4 separate regions of the Mus musculus genome follow, and regions 1, 2 and 4 are each linked to region 3. A link is a loop called in an ENCODE intact Hi-C map of the cell type or tissue named here. Cell type or tissue: heart. All regions are shown on one strand.

Region 1 (5,000 bases), 63 kb after region 3:
TGAAAGAGAAAAATGGATCCGTCTGTCTCCCCTCTCTGAGACCTTGCTGAGCATTGTTTATGAGATGCTTTCTTTGCTGCAGCATGTCATTGGTTGCAGTTGGCTCACCTTTGATACTATGCAGAATTCTGCCACATTCGGTTTCTCTGTGCTGTTGATAGACATTGGTCTTGGGTAGTGTTATCAATGTGCTTGTGTGGTTTTTGTTTGTTTGTTTTTTGTTGGTTTTATTTTTTTTGATGAACGCACACATATTTATGATGGATATCCGTCTGTCTGTCTATCTATCTATCTATCTATCTATCTATCTATCTATCTATCTATCTTTCTTTCTTTCTTTCTTTCTATCTATCTATCTATCTATCTATCTATCTATCTATCTATCTATCTATCTATCTATCTCTGAGTAAGATTGCTGGGCTGTGGAACATGGATGCACATGTATGCATTCTTGTTCAATAGAATATACACATATTTTAAATACATCGTCATATGTGTACATGATGCCTGCTTCTAACAATTTGAGCACTTAAAAAATGAGTTGTGTCTTTTTAATAGGCTAGCTCACAAGAAAGCATTTTCCTTTTGCCAGGAAACAATAGCAGAGTAAGTGTGACCTCAGTGCACCTGGAGGCTCATCCAGTCCGTGCTAGTCTTCAGCTGTTTAGGGACATTGTGTTGACCAGTCACAGAATTTCTGAGTTTACAGCTGTACGTCTATACTATGAAAATAGAAGCAAATTACTTCTGAGGTTACTTCTGTCTACAGCTTTGAAACTAAAAGTGTCCTGACAGAAGATTGCAAAAGAATTTGTAAATATCTGCAATCTCTGAAGGAATATAACTTCCCAGCAAGGATTTTTGGATATTTGAGGTATTCAGTTAGCAAGTCTGACTTCTGGTAAGAAGTTAATTAATGTGGCACTCTGTTAAAATAATGATTGTTCTACTAACATTGCTAGAAGTTTTACATCATATTCAAAATTGATCAAAAACAAAACCCACAGTAAATTCAAATACTTTGGCAACTTACAATTTAATCTCCCCACAAGTGTGTGTTTTGTGTTAAATGCCTAATGAGTTAGATGTGTGCTTTCTTACAAGTCTCACTCTTCAGTTCTGCACGTGTACCCCATTGTGACCTTTTCTGACATCTAACAGGTCGGTTGCCAAGTTGAAAAGTCATGAGCTGCTGTTTCATAGGGAAATAGCAACCAGTTGCTAGCAGGGCATACTTAATTTGGGTGTGGTGGAGCTGACTTTGACATTTTTCTTTCAGCTCTTTCTCTGAACTTGTGTTTGTACCTAACTGGATTCCACGACTGTGGAAGTACACCAGAGCTCTGCTGGACACTTGGGAACCCACCCAGGGCTTGCCTGTGCCCAGGACTGGCACTGGTGGATAGAACGGGCATCGGAGAGTCTTCTGTGAGGCTGAATCTCTCCTCAGTTAAGGCACACATTCTTCCCCTGCAGCCTCTAGCCTTGTTCTTGCAGCATGAAAGCATTCTGTAGTGACAAAGAGATTATAGGTCCCATGCTCACGTGTTTGATGGAGAAATAAACAGGACTCCTGTGTCACTTTCCCTTATTTCCATTGTTGAGCATTTGAGAGTCCTGTAAATAAAAGCATCTGGACCCAGTGGTTTATAGAAGACTTCACCAGTTGCTTTATATTCCTAGCTGTGCTTCCTGCACGGCTGACTGGCGGAGGCTTAGTTAGTTTTACCCTTGATTTATTGCTCTAAGCTAGCTCTACCAAGAATGTCTTCCTGCCTTTCACATTCTCTCTTTTAGCTGTAAAATGGACTGGCACCTCCCTTAGGATTTCTTAGCAGCTGATTTCAAATTCTGCTACTCTCTTGTCTCTTTTGACTCTTGTGTGTCCCCCACTCCACCATAGGCTACACTAACGTCTTTCTCTTGATTATTGTCCTCCGGACAAAGTACGGTAGCAGAGCTTGATTGACATTTTCCCAGGACATTTGTTGGAAGGGGTAAGCAGGGACAGGGGAACTTGCCAAGTTCCCTTTATTACTAAGCTAGAAGGAATATAATAGTGGGAACAGTCAAGTCTAGGAAAGAAAGTAGGTGTGCATTTACAGGTGACAGTTTTCATGTATCATTGCCACATGTCACTTGTTTTCCTTCTTTGGCAAGGCTAAGGTTAGGAACAGCCATACTGGGTGGATCCCTTGCACTTAGGCATCTGAAATGGTAATGGAAAGTGATGGAGCTGATTGAGAATTTGCTCCTTCCTCAGAAAGCTGTAGGTGAGCCACAGGAACCCCAGAGCAGGAATGCATGCCCTCTGCCAGTCGGAGAGAAGCTAGACATTTCCCAGTCCTTTCTCTGACATCCCACAATGGTATTTTATCAGAAGGTTCTGAAGTATCACCCAGCAGAGACTTACAGGATTAAACTGGGGTGTGGTGATTTGGGGATCAGCCATCTGATGCTGGTATTTACAAAAGTAAAAAGTACAGACTGTCCCAGGACAAGGCCTTCAAGTCCTGTGGTGAGTCTCTCTGGCGATTGAGCAAGAGGGGTGACAAATGAAAGTTCTGTAAGCCTTGCCCTTGAAGTCCCAAGTTGAAACTAACACACTGTAGAACAACCGTGTTACCGCCCACGGGTGATGTGATTGGGCTTCTAGCCTGCTGGCCGTGTCACCAAGGGGCTGATAGCTGTGGAGTGAAGGAGGGCCAAATGAAACCTCTCACATATCTTCAGGGTCTTAGACCTGAGGCTACTTTATATGCAGTCTTACAAGAAGAATGATAGAAAATGAAAGATTTAAGTGAAAATTGTAAATTCTTTTGACTTCCTGTCTAACCAGTGATTTTTCCGATGTCAGACTTATCGTATTAAATCCGCGCCCTGACTTAGTAGCTTTGAGGTGGGGCCTCAGACTCTGCATGTCTGTAGCTCTGAACTGCTGGGGATATTGCTGGCCTGGGCACCCAGTGTTGAGCAGTATTGTCAGACATTTATTGAAGCAATATCCACACTGCAGTGTTTAGCGTCCCTTCTTTCTCCCTTGGTGTACAATGGTTTCTAAATGATGACATATGTCATTCTCTGTGGTAAGCATTAGTTGTCTTATTGGAAGAACACTGATGAAGCTCGACCTTGGTGAGGAAAATTTAGATGCAACAAGCACACTTCCTGTCCTTTCTGGTTGCACACTAGTGCAGGCGCATGCCAGCACTACACTTCCATACAAGACAATCAACAGCCGTCTAGAAATTGGAGTTTTGTGCTATAGAGTGACACAAGAACTGTATATAGGAGACACAAAACTCTTAGTGAAACACTACAATACTCAGCTACATTCTGTTTTTTAAAGAACAATCTAGACCATAACTTAGAGAGTTAGGCTGGGTGTGTACTTGAGAGCTTAGAAGACATTCCCTGCCTGGAGCCTCTCCAAGGGTACGTGATAGGCTGCTCTTGTGTGTTTGCACTTGATTGTGTTCAGCCGAGTATTCTATTTTCAGTCATGAAGAAAAGGATTTCTTCACCACACTAGATGTTTGTCTGTTGACTCATAACTGGAACTGAGAGAATTACTGTGGTATCTGAAATGAAGACACATCTTTTCAGAAGTATATTGGGAATGGGGTGGTGGTGGTGTTATCTCAGGCTCTTTAAGATGGTGATAACACCTTGGGCTGAACGTCTTCAAGGCAGAACACCTGCTCTGTGTGCCTCTCTCTGTGTGTTACTGTTTTCATCTGCTTGCTTTCTTGGTCTGTTAACTGTAGAATGAGTTCTAGCAGAGACACGGAGGTTTGCTTTGTGTTCCCCCTCAAAATCCATCTACAATCTAAAACTTTAGAAAGCTTCTTCAACAAAGTTGGTAGGTGTGCATAAAGATCCAAGGGTTCCTTGTCATTAAGGTCTTAGTTGTGAAACAATGGATGGAAGTAATTTCTGCAAGTCCCTTCTTAGCCCCTGACCATGCACGCCTCACTGCTGGAATCCCAGTGACATTTGCAGATGATGCTCCAAGCTACTGTTGGGTGAGAAGATGGACAGGCCTGGGTGGAGAGATGACTTTATTTCTGTTGTGTGGTCTTCCTGCTTTACCAGCCTTGTCCCTTCATGCCTGTCACTTCTGCTCCAAAACCTGCTGTATCCTCAGCCTCATCTACTCCTGCAAGCTTTTTCTCTTTGCTGAACTGTCAGCTTTCATGTGTCATGTTCTCCCTCTCTTCTGCCTTCCTAACCCTGTCAGAAAGGCTTCAGGGCGCAGCAGGCTCTCCTTGACCTCCTGTAGTCCAGAAGCACCCTAACTGCAGCCCAGTGAGTCGGAGTTGTATGTTTTGCTCTCCCAGTAGTTATTAGACTGTAGATCAGTCAGCAGGGAGACTGGTAGCTTTCACCCTCTGTGGCAGTGGTGTAGAGTAGAAACAGGCTCCAGCAAGTTCTCAACGAATATCTATTGAATGAATAAAGGGATCCAGGGTGAGTGGCCTTCCATGTTCATAGATCACAATTTCTAAGCATGGTTCACCAGTCTGAATGTACAGAGAACTGACATTTTTCTAAGGTAAGATTTTAGACAAGGAAGCATAAGCCTGTGTTGAGGTGGGGAGAATATTTATTATTTATTATTACTATTACATTTAATATTTCCTCATAGTCTAGTCTCTGTTCCTCTCCCGTTCTGCCACCCTCCAACAGTTCCTCATCTCATTCCTCCTCGCCCATCTCCAAGACGATGTCCCCACACCCCCACATTCCCCCACACCCCACCAGGTCTCCTCATTTCCTGGGTCCCCAAATCTCTCAAGGGCTAGGCATGTCTTCCCTTACTGAGGCCAGACCAGGCAGTTCTCCGCTGTATATGTGTCAGGGGCATTGGGCCAGCTAGTGTATGCTGCCTGGTTGGTGGCTCAGTATCTGAGAGATACTGATTAGTTGAGACTGCTGGTCTTCCTATGGGGTAAACTTCCTCCTCGGAGTCTTCCAGCCTTTCTCTAATTCAACCACAG
Region 2 (5,000 bases), 110 kb after region 3:
TTGTATTTGAGACTGGTAGAAAGGCCATTGGGGCTACACCAAGAAAAGCCAAGTAACAGTGCTGCCAACATGTAGAAAAACAGCCAAGGATCCAACCTGAAGGCCAGTTGGTCAATCTTTCATTTCGTAGTGATCACAAATTCTCTATTGGCTGTCTACTTGGTTTTCCTTTTGCCCTCTCTGTTGTACTCCAAAGAAATATGTTTTCTATTTAAACATGTTTCTTTAAAACCAAAAAGCAATTGCCTATTTGTCATTGTTTACAAAGGTTGATCTAATACTTATATTTACTTAAAAATTATCAAAGAGCCTTTCTTTCCCTAAGCATGAGAAACAGTGTCATCGGCGTGTGTTCTCTGGGTAATTGCTTTCCATTTATTTATGTGTTTAGCCCTGGGGCTCTATTTTACGGAATTGGAACTTCTTGGCTGTGACTCACCCGGGATACATGGCATTTCTCACGTATGATGAAGTTAAAGCTCGGCTACAGAAATACAGCACCAAGCCTGGAAGGTAAGCACTAATCTGGACGATCTGCTTAAGGAGAAAACGCCCTGCTGTTCCCAGCTCTGAGAATTACCCATAGCCTCCAAAGGCAAGGTAGTAGGGAAAGCAGGAAGACTGACTGAGAGGGTGCATATTAATTGAGCCCTTAAGTTGACTTTTAACATTGTCAAAAGTCAGGAGCTTAATAAGTTTAAAGATTCTGTAATCCTCAGTTCTCTTTCTCAAATCTGTCTGGGATGTTTTCACAGTAGTTTTGTTGGGTACACAGTGTTCCTGCTCAAACTTACGTATGTATAATTGAACCCTTGAGTATTGTACTTAAGACAAAAGTAAGTAGTTTACTTATGTGTGCATTATTTTAGCACAGTGTTGAGTAGTTTCAGGTAGCAGCTCTGATTAAACAGAATATTCAGATAAGTACATAAAAGTATATGAATTTATGATTACATTCCAAACTACTCCCATGCCCTTGTCAGTTTGGCATGACCCACTTCTTTACATCTTCAAAGTGTTATGTTTTGCTTTTCAAGTTACTAACCCAAGTGACTATCAGAGGGCTTGGTTTCTAGTCAGTTCTGCTGGCATCGTCCAAGAAATCATTCCTCACGGGCAAATAAGAGACTGGAAAAATCTATCTTTCTCAGCTCAGAGGATGTTCACACATGTGTCACCTAAATATGTGTTAGGCACACAATCAATGACATCTAAGAAATAGTCAATAATACCTAAGCATAGTCCTGGGGACAATATCAGTGACATCAGAGATACTCCCTGGAAGACTTTACGTTTTAGAGTTGGTCACTGTACCATTAGACTGTTCCATTTCTATGAGAAAATGTTTTCTTTTTTTAAGTCTATATTTCTGCTAGTCATCTTTATTTGACTTAGAATAATTAAGCTTGGCCTTTGACACAGTTTTCTCAAGTCAAAGCCAAGAGTTTTAATTCCTTCTCTGATAATGAAAATGCTCATGTTCCTAAAGATTTAATATGACATATTTAAAGAAGCTAGTGGTATGAAAAAAAGTCAGAGTCCAATTGACGCCCTCTCTGTAAAACCTACAGACATGACTCTGCTGACCCAGAGCAGTGGTCAGTTAACTTTCGTATTTTCCAAAGTTTAGATGAATCATTTTGCTTCATTCAAAGTTCATTCAATGAAACCAATACTAGAAAGCAAATTATAGTACGTGCAGTGTGCTTTTACTATTTAAAATACATAGAAAACCTCCTTATGAACAGATATTCACTCGCTTTGTAAAATATCCATCTAAGCAGCCCTTTCTCGTCAAAAGTATTTGTCCTCTGGCCTCACATTTAAAAATAAAACATTTAATTCCATTCCAAGGACACTGTGGTTCCTTCAGTAGTGATTTATCTGTCATAAATAAATAAATAAATAAAATGAAATATGTAATATGATATATATCATACTATATATTATATATAAATAAATATAAGACTAATAAATCATTAGCTTTTTGCCCTAAAAGAATGTTTACTGAGCATGCAGAAGGGCCTGCATTTGATATTCAGCACCCTTCCAAAGAAGTGGGAATCTAAGAAAATCATCTTTTCGTGCCTTTTAGTATTAAGGGTGGCTTTCAACCATGAGCTACGTTATGACACAGATCTATCAGATTATGTTAATCACACCAGTTTGCAGAACAAGGTACAACAGCTGAAAGTAACTTTACTTCTTCCTAAGGGAGGTGAGACCCGCAGGGGTCAGCAGCCAATGACTTAAACAGTGTTGGGCAAATGGAATCGAGCAGAATGCTGAGAGAAATAAATCGCTCTTAAGTGTCATCTGTGGCCCTCACAATGTGTTACTAATGGCACACTTTGTAGGGAGGGCTTGAACTCCTCAGTAATGACTGGTTTTAGAAATGCCATCATGAAACAATGCAGGAATTTCACAAATATTCAAGATGCATAAATAGGCAATCACTTTAAAAAATAAATAAATAAATAAAATGTGTAATATGATACATATCATACTATATGTAATATATAAATATTAAGTGGTGAATTTTTGAATTTTCTTTTAGCATCACATTCAACGTGTTTTCTAAAATACATAGGCCCCACCATCTCTGAGATTTCTACATTTTGTTCTTTATTTGAAAGTATTATGTGCACTTTTTAGTAAGTTTTTCTAATTGGGAAGAATGATTTACTGAGTGTTAGGTATGAACACAGTGTGATGCAGGTCTCCCTAGAGGTCAGAGAGGGGATCACATATCCTGGAACTGGAGTTGCACGGGATGTAAAACACCTTGGTGTGGTTGCTGAGAGCCAAGCCTAGGTCCTCTTCAAGAACAGCAAGTGTCCTTAACTGCTGGGCCATTTCTCCAGTTCATTCCTTAATGTAACAAGTGATCTTCCAAATTATAATTAGACACTCTATATTATCTGAGAACAATTTTCATTATGTAGCATTTGTCTGATTTGAGTGGAAATATTTTCCTGTTTCTGATTAATAGTATTAGTAATTTATATGTAAATACTTTATCATTAGGGTCACTTAGGGGCATCAGTTTATACTAATTTGAAAATCCCCTTCTGAGAACTCTTTGAACAAACTCCCTTTTTGTTCAAAGCCTGATTTTCTTGTTAACTGACATGTAATTGTACCCTTCACCATATGAGGTTATTAAATGTAGCAACAAACCATCCTGTATGATAAACTATAGCAGCATGTGAAGTTTTTTTTAGTGCACTCTATTTATCAATAACTAAAACATGAGAAACTTTTCTTGCTTTTCCCCCTGATGTATGCATTCATATAACAACTTAAATATAGCCAGTAGGTCTTAAGATGACTTTTGGTCTGATTGACGGACAGATTGTATAGTCCAGATCCCAATATCTTGATGGCAAGATTGAGTGGCATTCAATCCTACAAAGTGGGATAATGTACTGAAATAAATAAATGATGATGGATTTAAATCAACGCCAGTATCTCCCTTTATTGGAAATTAATTTAAGAGATTTATCACTCATTTGAATGACCGGTGTTTGAATTATGTTCGCTGCCTTTGGAAAATATTTGAATGGCAGGTTGTGTAGAAGCTATGAATGTATCACATGTGCTTTGTAATTGATATAGTTCAGCTCCTTTGAAATTTGTTTAAAGATGAATCACTGAAAGGCTTGCAAGAAAACATTAAACAAGTCTATGACCAAATTTTAATGCCTAAATGGTAAAGTAATATATTGAATTCCTGTTTCAGTTTCCATGGTGGATAAATTAATTATTTAGCTATTTGCTTCATTTTATCCTTCTCCAAAGATGATTTATGTCACAGCTCTATCACAGCAGCCACATCCCCACACATCTCTTTGAGGGCGGTAATAAATCTCTTGGTAGTTTCCAGCCTCATTTATTTTAAATAGAACTCTGGAGATACTTAAATGAACAAGAATTATTATCAGTGTTTCTTACACAGATTGATAACACTAAGGTACAGTAGTGTTAGATTGTGGAAAAGGATTGAAATTTCTATCAGGAATTCTAAATGATGCTGCTCAAGAAGACAAAATATTAACAAACTGTTTACTGGTTGGCATGCCTCCTTGAGTTTGAACGAACATCTTTTTACCATGTTTCGTAGTTACATTTTCCGGTTAAGCTGCACTCGGCTGGGACAATGGGCCATTGGCTATGTGACTGGGGACGGCAATATCCTACAGACCATACCTCATAACAAGCCCCTGTTCCAAGCCCTGATTGATGGTAGCAGGGAAGGCTTGTAAGTATGAGCAATTCTTTCAACTTGCAAATTTCATAACTAGAAACTGTCTGGGCATAGAGCATACCATGGGCATAGAGCAGGCGAGTAAGGCTAATGATCTCATAGTTTGCGGTTTACCTTAAGACGAACCAATAGCAATAGTGGTGCCTTCAGTGTGTTGCTCATGCCTAAGCTGCAATTTTATGACCATAATTACATAGAGCAGACACATCCCAGCATCAGAAAGCATTACTAAAACATAAAGGCACTCTTAAAATATGTGTATAAACTATTACTACTTCAGAGTACTTCATTTCTGTTATTTTGTGTAAAGCTAAATTGAGGCTGCCTTTTGTGTGGAGTACTAGATTTTTTTCCTTCCTAAGTCAAAGAAACTCTTTGCTCTGTTTGTTACTGTGTGAGAATATTCTGTCCTATAACTCCAATTTTCTCCTTGTCTAGCAGAATTTTCTAATATTGATTACTATGCTGTTTGTAGACACTTCATTTAAAGAAGGTTTTTCTTTTGTCATCAACATTTTGCAGACTTTTTCGTTAAAATAGTCATTACTGTGCACTTTTAAACTTTTATTAAGCTCTACAATATAAAAAATTTTCAAAAGGAGTAACTGTGAGTTCTAGTCACTTTTATTGAACTAGTTATACCAGCAATAACATTATGGTCATGTTTTACTAAAAATGACATTTAATGACAATAACCTTGACTTTCAGTATACTTATGAACGAAAATCCCTTA
Region 3 (5,000 bases):
TTGTAAGCTACCACGTGAGTGCCTAGAACTGAACCAAAATCCTCTGCAAGAACAAGTGCTCTTAACCGTTGCGCCATCTCTCCATCCTGTGAGGTATTTTTCTCATTAGACTATTTGAAGTGGGAGGAACCATCCTACGTGTAGGCTGTTAAAAACTTTGCTTTTTGCACATAGGCCTTTATTCTTGCTGGTGGGTCCTCCAGTCTGTTGCTGCAGCACCCCTTTTCTAACATCAGAGCCAGCTTCCTCCATTTTCTAACACAGATTGCCTAACAGCAGCTCTCCAGGAACTGTCAGACCTTTAGCACCAGATTGGGATTAATGAGACATCAGCCTTGTGGGCTGAGAAACTCTTGGATTCTCAGCCTCTGAGTGTGAGAAAGAATTTGTCTGACTACCCAGACCACATAATGTGAGTCAGTCTAATAAATAGCCTTTTACATATATGTATGTTGTGTTATATATTATAATACACACACACACACACACACACACACACACACACACACACACACACATATATCTTATCACTTCTGCTCCTTTAGAGAACCTCAACTAACAGATTTTTATTTTTGTCAGCCTACATAAACACTATCTTAGACCAGTTTTTAGTTGCTTTGGTTAGAAAAGTTTGGCAGCCCCAGAGATATTTGTTATACCTGTGTCCCAGCCAGAGCAGAGGAGCAGAACATAATGAGGCTTGTCACTGTATCTCCATGATGCACTTTGCTCCGCAGGCCATTCTATTTTTTTAGTGTCATTGCCTTCAGCAAACTGCAGTTCAAAAGGAACTGTATTGTATATGTATTTTGTTCCATTTTACATTTATTCAAATATGAAGATAAGCAACACATTTAATTATACAGTATAAGGTTGGGCATAGCAAAATCTTCTACACATAGTGCCAGTTTCTTTTGGAATTGACTTTAAAGGTGCATTTTATACACATAGAGGATGTAACCACAGAGTTCTTTTTAAATACTGTCTCCACTTAGCAACCATAGCTACTGTTACAAGCAATAAGGGAGATATGGAGGGGCTATGGAGAAGCCTGCACCATCTACATATATAAAACAAGAAACTACTTTTTAATTATTAGTACAGAAATAATGAAAGAAAATATTACTTCCAGACTTGTACTTTACTGCCTGATTGCCTAAAGGGTCACATTTTGGTTGTTTCCATTACATGAAAATCATAACAATCTGAATTTAGGATTGCAGGACATTCTATGACCACTCAGGAGCCTTCACAGTAATAATTGTAGCACTAAAATACTTATTAGGGATTGGCAGAACCACTGAGACACATTTATCAGGATAGTTGGTTAGAAAATGCTTATATGTATGTATGTATGTATGTACATATGTATGCTTATGCATGTATGCACGTATGACATTTTTAAAAAGTGCAAAGTATTACACCCAGGAGCTCAAGGTGTGAGGTGTATCCATACTACCAATGACAGAGGAAATCACTCCCAGGTATGTAAACCTGGGGCAAATGGTACGAGCATGGTGAACCAAATAGAGAGAATCATGGAACTTGTCTAATGTGTGATTCTGATGACAGAAGGGCCCTGGCATTTCACTGTAAGCGTTACCAGACTGTTTTCTTTTACACGGCTATCAAGGACGGAGCCCAGAAAGAGACGAACACTGGAAGAGGATGGCAGAAACAGGGTTGTCATTAAAATGAAGATTCATCTACATAGAAGAAAAGTGACTCTGGCAAAAATCCAACAGCAGAGTTCTTTACTGGAATCCAGGGGAAAACTTGTTTGGAATATAAAGGTGTCAAACAGATTAGTAATCCCCATTGTGTGGAGTTTTTACTGTCCTGGGACGATTTACAGAGACTATTTAGCTGAGAGTTGTCAAGTATTTGCTTTCTCATCAGCCTGATGTTTGATCTGGAATCCTTCTAGAACTAATAGTAAAAGGGAAACATTTCAGAAATTTAGGAAGTTTTAGTTGGCACTCGGGTTTTACTCCTAGCCTACTCTATGTGAGGGTAACCTTCATCTTAGGAGCTATGGGACTGCTGCTCTTTATTTGACAGTCAACAAGAAACATGGTCTTGGACCTATTTGGCTGCTCTCCTGGGTAGCAGTTTGGCAGCCCTAGGGAGATGAATTTCTTAAGCCTGGGACCCGCCCAGAGCTGAAAAGCAGCACCACCCTGGCAGCCTCTACTCTGTTGCTATGAAACAAAGACTAGGAAGGTGAGTGAGGCAGGAAGTCCCGCCTTTTAGCCCCAGTTGGCTTAGACTCCCGCTCGGGGCGCTCACGCCCACCTGCGCACCCCTCATTGGTTAGCTCCCCGGCGCCTTGCTGCTACTTTTTCAGTTCCTTTCCTCGTTCCACTTTTGTTCCAGGCTAGCCTAGGTCCATTTCCCAACGAGTTCTTCTCCAAGTGGGACGCAGTGGAGTGGGCCTTCCTCTGGGGCCATTGTGTACCGTGGAGGACGTGGACTGGGGGGTAGCGCGGGAGGAGCGTCTCGTCCCGCCCATTGGCTCCGCCCGCTGTCTGGCAGAAAGCAGCCTCTCAGGATTGGTTCGAAGACTCAAGGCTCCGCCTTAGCTCCGCCCCACGCCTTGGTCTCCGGGGATGGCTCAGGGGTGGGGTGGCCAGTGAGTGGTCTCCTCCTCCGGCGGGCGCTGCGGCGGCCTCCCGAGTGTGGCGCGGGACTGCCGGGCGGGCGTGGAGCTTTTTGCACGGTAATTGCCGCGTCCCCGCGTCTCGGTGTTCCTAGATCTCGGTGGCTCCTTCCCCGGAGCGCTCTCCTAGGGCGATTCCACAGAGTCCCCACCCGAGCCACCCCAGCCAGGGCAGCGTGTGTGTGTGGAGTGGGACCCGCGATCACGCGTGGCTCGGGACGGCCGCGGTGACCCGAGTAGAGGAAGGAATGGGTCATCCCGGGGTTGGACGTCTCTTGCTGGCTCGGGGGCCCTGCAGCTGGGCGCGGGCCATCAGGGAGAGGGGACAGCCCTAGCTTCCAGCTGCTGTCGCCGCTGCGGGCCTGAGCCAAGTGGGGATTTAAACAGCAGTCCCTGGCTGGCCCGGGGCCCGGGAGGGAGCGGACTCTGGCTGATCGCCGCCGGTGGGAGGTGCGTGCTACTGGCGCTAGATCGGGCAGGCTGTGGGATTGGGAAGCCAGGACGGGGTCTAGGGCTACTTTATCTTTGCTGAGTTCCTCGTCTCTTTCCCAGACCCCTGAGTGGCGGGCTAGAGGCCCGAGCCTGGAAAGGGTACAGACGTTCTGAAACAAAGCTTTGGACCACTTGATACCGGGTAGGCAGAAGAGGGACCACCGGAGAAGTGAACTCCGCGGTGCGTGCCCGCCCTTGCCGGGTTCTCACCGCTTTTTAAGAAGGGGTTGCTTGTTGGTTTGTTTATTTGGCTCTAGGGAAAAACTACTCACCTCACTGCTTTAAAGAACTATTTGTGTGTCCGCAGCTGCTGGCTTTTGCGGGGGGGGGGGGTGTTGGGGGAATGGAGAGGGGACGCGCGCGCGCGGGGCGCGCGGGGGGGGTATCCAAGTCCTCCGCCTTTGTTGACAAGAGACGTGTCCCTTTTGCGTGTGTGGAGTACTTTGCATTTATGTAATAACTTGGCGAAATCAAACAGCGTGAAGGAGGCTACTGAAGTGAGGCTCCCAACGTGAATTTTAGGAGTTGCAGCTCTAGTATTTCGAATCTGGATTACAGCAGAAGGGGGGGGGGGGACGACATTGTGTTCTTACCTGTTAAAAGTTGTTTTGTTGATGATGTTGAGCTGTAGCTTCATAGAACACGGGCAGAGGATGCATCTTTAACTTTTAGTATTGTAAGAGCAAATCTTGTGTCATGGCTCCTAACTTGGAGGATGCCCTTACTCAGGGTTACTAAAAAGTTGAATCTGGGACCCTGGGCTTTGTCACAGAGACAGCGGAGAATATCATTAATGGGTACAAGTGAGCCTGTTCAGTTCAGGTTCCTGTTGGGGAAATACTTTCATATCCAGCTAACTTTTCCTCTCTTGAAATTCTATCTTGCAAAAAGGACTAAGATTCCAGATGGCAAATTCTATGAATGGCAGAAATCCTGGTGGTCGAGGAGGAAACCCCCGCAAAGGTCGCATTTTGGGGATTATTGATGCTATTCAGGATGCAGTCGGACCCCCAAAGCAAGCTGCAGCTGACCGCAGGACTGTGGAGAAGACTTGGAAACTCATGGACAAAGTGGTGAGTTCAGTCAGTGTGTGTACACGGCCCTCAGCACCCTGAATGCGATTTCTTCGGGTTTTATTTATATGTATGGCTAATAATCACTATTATGGTGATGAGCTTTGTATTTAGGTTGGGCCATTTTTCTTCAACTCTGTGTTTGCAAAAGTTGAATTCAGAGGAAAGACTTTTATTTTTTTATTACTCTTTCTAACTTATTATCTTGCTTTTCAAGTTCCAGAGCCCCTGGGTATTACTCCAATATGCAGTTTATACCATTGGCTACTTTTGCTGGGTGTATAGTATGGTTTGGAAGTTTGCTTAGTCTTATGTGGAGTTGCCTTGCTACTAGATAATATAAGGCTAACAAGTGAACAATAGGCTCTGCTGGAGCACACTTAGGACAAGCACATGGGTGATGTTGAAACCTTTACTGGGGAAAGAACCAGAACTCCAGGGAGGATTCAGTATTGAAGAGTTTGATTTTTATCCCTGTAAACTCATCTTTATTAAGAAAATATATACATATATACATATATATGTATACATATATATGTATGTATATATATATATATATATATATATAGTCTTTACTGTTCAGGACATCGGTACAGTTTCTTTCATCTATGATTCCATTTTGAAACAGGGAACCTTTTTGGTTGTGCGTTGTTTATTGTGAAAGGAAAATGTATGCTGGAGGCTGTGTGGGGCTGAGAGTGTCAGAAACTTCTGTGGTTTTTTTTTTTTTTTTTTTTTTTTTGTTGCTTTTAGATGAGCTCTAGTTTCACAGGAAG
Region 4 (5,000 bases), 150 kb after region 3:
CAATTAGGAATGAAAACCACTTGAAGAGGGTGATATTTGAGGTCCATTATCAAAGTAAATGGTAATGGCATGTGCAGTCAGTCTGCCCTGTGGTTATTCTGGGAGTAGGCAGTTCTTGGGAGGAATATGTTTGTGAACCTTCAGCTTTGAAAGGTGGCCTCAGAAAGTATCACCGTGATGGAAATAGACCTCTTTCTCAACATGGCGAATGTGCCTGCACACTCAAGCCAGTGAGTCACCATGAGGATAGGAAGGCTCAGATGAGTTTCAAGTTAAGGGGATAATGGTTTTGCAACCTGGAAAAATGTACCTCCTGTGCTATGACTCAGGAACAGCAGCAGAATGGAAGAGGTAGCAGGAATGTGGAGTCATATAACAGTGTAAATGTGTGTAAATGGATGCAAATGGCTTGGTATCTTTCCTTTGGAGCCAGCCAGATAGCTGTCCTACTTTGTTCCTCCGGGACCCTGGAGGAACACAATGAAAATAATATCTTTCCCTTAAGATATACCAGTGACTGACTGAGTCTCCATGTCCCTAAGTCCACCATCTAGATAACATACACACAGACAGTGACTCTGTGTCTAGTTATGCTGACACCTGTTGACTCATAGGCTATACAAAAGTTTGGATACAATGCATAGACTTTGGGTCAGCTTGATCTCTCTGACTTTTTTATTTACAAGTTCTTTATGATAAAATTTTAATAAATATTAAAACATTAACCTAAGAGAAAATAGTGAACTTTCTTACAAGACTTTATTAAAATGATAAGTAGAAAATACCAGGATGGGCTGGTGAGATGGCTCAGTGGGTAAGAGCACCCGACTGCTCTTCCAAAGGTCCAGAGTTCAAATCCCAGCAACCACATGGTGGCTCACAACCATCCGTAACGAGATCTGACTCCCTCTTCTGGAGTGTCTGAAGATGGCTGCAGTGTACTTAAATATAATCAATAAATAAATCTTTAAAAAAAATACCAGGATGTATTTTTTATATTTCAATACAAATGGCACATAGCTTTCTTAACTTCTAGTTATAACTCACCAAGATCCATTCAACCTAATAAAATGTCTAACTAGTAGCTTCTAAAACTGAACCCTTAGTTTTTGATAAAATGATAGATAATTATTGCCTTTCATATTTACATCAGATGCTCTCTGACTAACAAAAGAGTGAGTGGTATTTAGCCAGGCAAGATCTTCTGTCAATGAAGGGTAGCATCCAGAGCTAACCACAACAGGTGTGGTTTGTTTGTTTTTTTTTTTAATTGTTTATTTCTTGCACTGACAAGATGGTTTCTTGCTACAAGGTCTGATCACCTGAGTTGAATCCCTGGGAACGGCAAGATAGGAGAGAGTAAGAACTGATTGCCACAAGTTGTCCTTGACCTCCATCCATACCTTGGCATGAGCACACACATCCCAATACATACTATATGTTATGCAAATTAAAAACAAGTATTCTTCCTTCAGAGTGAAGTGCTTCTTGGAAATCATTAAATTATTGAAGTAACCTGTAAGACAGATTTGAACTTCCACCTCTTGATGTAGTTATTGAATATTAAGTCAAAGGTCCCTTTTGTCTCTGAAGTATTTACTTAAGTGGTATGTATAGAGATGGTGTTCACTGAGACTGGAAGCAGAGCAGGATGAGGATGGGAACATGCAGGGCCCACTTCCTCTGCCTATAGAGACGTCCTGGTCTTTGCAGAGGTTGGTGAGATTGATGTCTGTCTCCAAGAATTTAGTGTTTGCAAGAAAATACAGTTATTTCTATCCTAACCATATTAAAACACCATCAAGTCATCATTTTGAAACATCTTTACTTTTGTCACCTTTAGTTGCAAGGTGTGTCTTCTAGGATTCAACTAGAGTGACTATAACACTATTGTTTGTTTATGAATTTCATAGCCTGTGTTCTGGGCTGTGTAGAGACCCCTCTGCTACTACAACAAAGCTTCAGGTTACCATTAACTGACATTTGGATCCTGAAGTATCTCTTAACAAACAGAGCTTTAAAAATCAATACTGAAAACTTCTTCAAAGACAAACTAAAAGTATAAGCTTTTGAAAACTCCCAAGGGAAGGTTTTCCGTGATCTCTGAATACAGTTGAAACTTTAAATATGAGCACACACATACATGCACACACACACACACACACACACACACACACACACACACACACACACACATACAAAACACCTCTGACATTTTTTTCTATTATAACGGGTGTTCAGCCACACTGACCCAAAAGTGAAATCATTATAGAAAGTTCTCCAAAATCCAAAGCTTTTTTGAGGATTACATGAGGGATACGACTGGTAAAGTCTGCAACTGTTCCAAAATTTGAGGGGAAAAAATAATCTGAAAAAATGTTTTAGTCCCAAGAAGTTCAGACAGGGACACTCAGCTCTCGGAGAGAAGAATACAAAATGAAAATGAAACTTTGTGGTGAGAAGAAATGAAAATGGAAAAAGAAAAAAGACAAAAAGCCACATAGGCATCGACTGCCTCACGTACCAGAGGGCTCCTGCTCCCTCTGCCGAATGTGCTGGAACATTACACTGTTTTGTGTTTTTTTTTTTTTTTTGGGGGGGGGGGAACATTTTCCGTGAAGTTTATAATAATTAAAGTGGCTTGGATCCGAGTTTTTCTAGTGTCTTGCAAACTAGCTGTCTTTCTACCTGTTGGCCAAGTTGCATTTTAACATTTTTTTTTTTGGACTGTTGTCTTGGGCAGTAGCAAAGGTTAAATTAAAACCCACACAGGAAGTAGAGTACTTTTCAATTTTATTTTATATATTTTCCCAAATGATCAAGTAAAATGCTCAAATCCACCACGGTATCCCGCTAAGTGTTTTATTCGTTGCAGTTAGGTATTACACTTAGGTATCATGAGTTACAAAAACAATCCATCTCAAAGATTTATTTCTGTCATGATCGGCTTCTAATTGTGGACACGTTTCGTTCTTAATTGTTGCAGTGGGAGGAACTCTAGCACTACAGTTATAAGTTGACAAGATAGTTAAATTTCTCTCATGTATGGCTTTTTTAAAACTATGGGTATTAGCCATAGACCAGTTTGAACCTTTAAAGAACCTCTTGTTTCCAGTTGATTTCAGTGTATCCTTATCACTTTTGCTGATTTCCAGTACATGGGAGGGAGCAATTAACATTTTAATAGCTTGGACTTGAATAATTGTACACATCTTATGTTAAAGCTTTATTTATAAAACCCTTTCATTTTCGTAATTTTCATTTTTTTCTTAGTTCACCCTTAAAAACCACAGGTATGAATATCTTATCTTAACATTTCAAGGCCTTCCATTTCTATTGGATGTAAGAACAGTTTACAGTTGAAAACTTCCAGTGACAAAGCAGTTTCTTCATTGTTCTATGTCACATCAGACCTTCCTGCTCTGGTATTTATGATGCTTAAACCAGATTGGATTTTCTTTTCCCTCTTGGTAGGTGTACTGGTCCATTAGCAAATTGTCTCTCAGAGAAAACTAGAGACACGGTAGAAGATGATGACGATGAATACAAGATTCCTTCATCCCATCCTGTGTCCCTGAATTCACAACCATCTCATTGCCATAATGTCAAAGCTCCTGTTCGGTAAGAAGATGAGCATCTCTGTATCATCCTGCATCGGCATAAGCATCGTCATGCTGTCAAACGTGGGGGTTGTTTCTATGCGGTTCAATAGTATGTGATTGGTTAAAAATCCTGTTCCTTGCCTAGCCTGTAGTTCCTATATATTTCCTTCATTGCTTCCACATAAAAGATTTTGTTGCCTTCTTCCCCACCCCCACAAAAGGCCAAATTACAATCTAATAAAAAGGAGCTATACGTTACATATAATGATGATTAATTCATGCATTTCCCCTAAGATATTTTAATGAATTTCAAAAGGTCCAAGCATATATATCATGAAGAAATATTAGTGCTTAGAAACTAATATTAAGGTACTAGGTCAACCTGCTTAAGAATTTTTCTTCATAATGTGAAGGCTAGAATAATTTATATTCATTTTCCTTCTTGATATGTAATATACTTCTACTGAAATCATAATACAATGGGGGGGAAGCCTTAACGTTACTTCTGTTAACTTCTTTTTTGAGCAAATACCTTCTCTTGCATGAGCTAAGAATACAAAGATCACTGGGTTTTGTTGTTTTATTTTGCTGTGTTTTCTTTTTCTTTTTCCCCTCATTATAATAGGAGCATTATTGGTCTTCAAAGTGCCAGTCACATTGACTTTTATAAGAATTATTGATAATGGCTTACATGTTTTGAAATATGTTTGTCTCTAAGCAAAATCATGGCTTTGCATGCATGAAACTTAATACAGTTACAGTAACATTTATATAATTTGCATCTTACTGACATGTCAATCTATTAGCTTTATTTTCTGAACTTATTTTCTGGCCTGCATTCTTCTTGCATAGTATTCCTGGAGCTGTGCTTGGCTCCAAGTTGCTCAGCTCTGTTCAGACACTGTTAGTGGCTGAGCTGCCTGGGGCCTCCTGATGACTGACAGATAGGAGACTGCAAGGCCATCAGTCATCCACGCCATCTTTACTCAGTGTGCTGCTTCCACTTGAGGCCAGCTCAGTCGACTTAAAGTATTTTATGAGTAGAGTTTCCATCTTTGGAGTTGAAAACGCTTCCCAGGTGTCTCACAGAGGTAGAGAAAGAAATTCTTGGAAACCAAGAGTTGTGCCTCCAAAGGGATGCTGGTGGGCGGAGTTACTACCCAGGCTAAGTGATGCACTGCAGCCCACGCTTTCCCTGATTACAGCAAGAACCAGCTATCTCTTGTTAATCGTGCTGATGAGTGCTCCTGCAAAGACGATAACGGAGAGTGTTACCCTGGGAGAGCCACGTGCCCGCTGAGCTAGCTGAGGGAAAGTCACGCTTGCTCATCAAGTATAAACTGTGAACAAATCCCAGTTTCTTTGGCTCTTACTAATTTAGTATAGTAATTTTTAAAT

Evidence for each region. Peaks named below come from ENCODE experiments on the same cell type or tissue, not always from the same donor. Only the 100,000 strongest peaks of a DNase experiment are listed, where the experiment ranks them.
Region 1: a loop joins it to region 3, with 2.4 times the contacts of the local background. A loop is called at or near these places in 5 of 42 quality-filtered maps.
Region 2: a loop joins it to region 3, with 2.0 times the contacts of the local background. A loop is called at or near these places in 10 of 42 quality-filtered maps.
Region 4: a loop joins it to region 3, with 2.7 times the contacts of the local background. A loop is called at or near these places in 14 of 42 quality-filtered maps.

What each region holds. Positions count from the first base shown.
Region 1 is chr16:52,092,336-52,097,335 of GRCm38, forward strand. The region is part of intron 3 of Cblb (Casitas B-lineage lymphoma b); the gene reads left to right. Among named protein-coding and RNA genes, the nearest start is that of Gm23513, 10 kb to the right of the region's middle. In heart, no CTCF peak of the experiment used is centred here; DNase peaks (open chromatin) are centred at 2,516 and 3,426; H3K27ac peaks cover 2,984 bases.
Region 2 is chr16:52,135,368-52,140,367 of GRCm38, forward strand. It overlaps Cblb (Casitas B-lineage lymphoma b), which reads left to right. Exons shown (of 18, transcript NM_001033238.1): 6 at 392-513; 7 at 4,124-4,261. Among named protein-coding and RNA genes, the nearest start is that of Gm23513, 33 kb to the left of the region's middle. In heart, a CTCF peak has its summit at 2,725; no DNase peak of the experiment used is centred here.
Region 3 is chr16:52,028,967-52,033,966 of GRCm38, forward strand. It overlaps Cblb (Casitas B-lineage lymphoma b), which reads left to right and starts at 2,583. Exons shown (of 18, transcript NM_001033238.1): 1 at 2,583-2,719; 2 at 4,043-4,224. The coding sequence starts at 4,057. In heart, a CTCF peak has its summit at 3,098; DNase peaks (open chromatin) are centred at 2,245, 2,545, 3,045 and 4,165; H3K4me3 peaks cover 2,902 bases; H3K27ac peaks cover 2,541 bases.
Region 4 is chr16:52,179,738-52,184,737 of GRCm38, forward strand. It overlaps Cblb (Casitas B-lineage lymphoma b), which reads left to right. Exons shown (of 18, transcript NM_001033238.1): 14 at 3,475-3,621. Among named protein-coding and RNA genes, the nearest start is that of Gm23513, 77 kb to the left of the region's middle. In heart, a CTCF peak has its summit at 2,533; no DNase peak of the experiment used is centred here.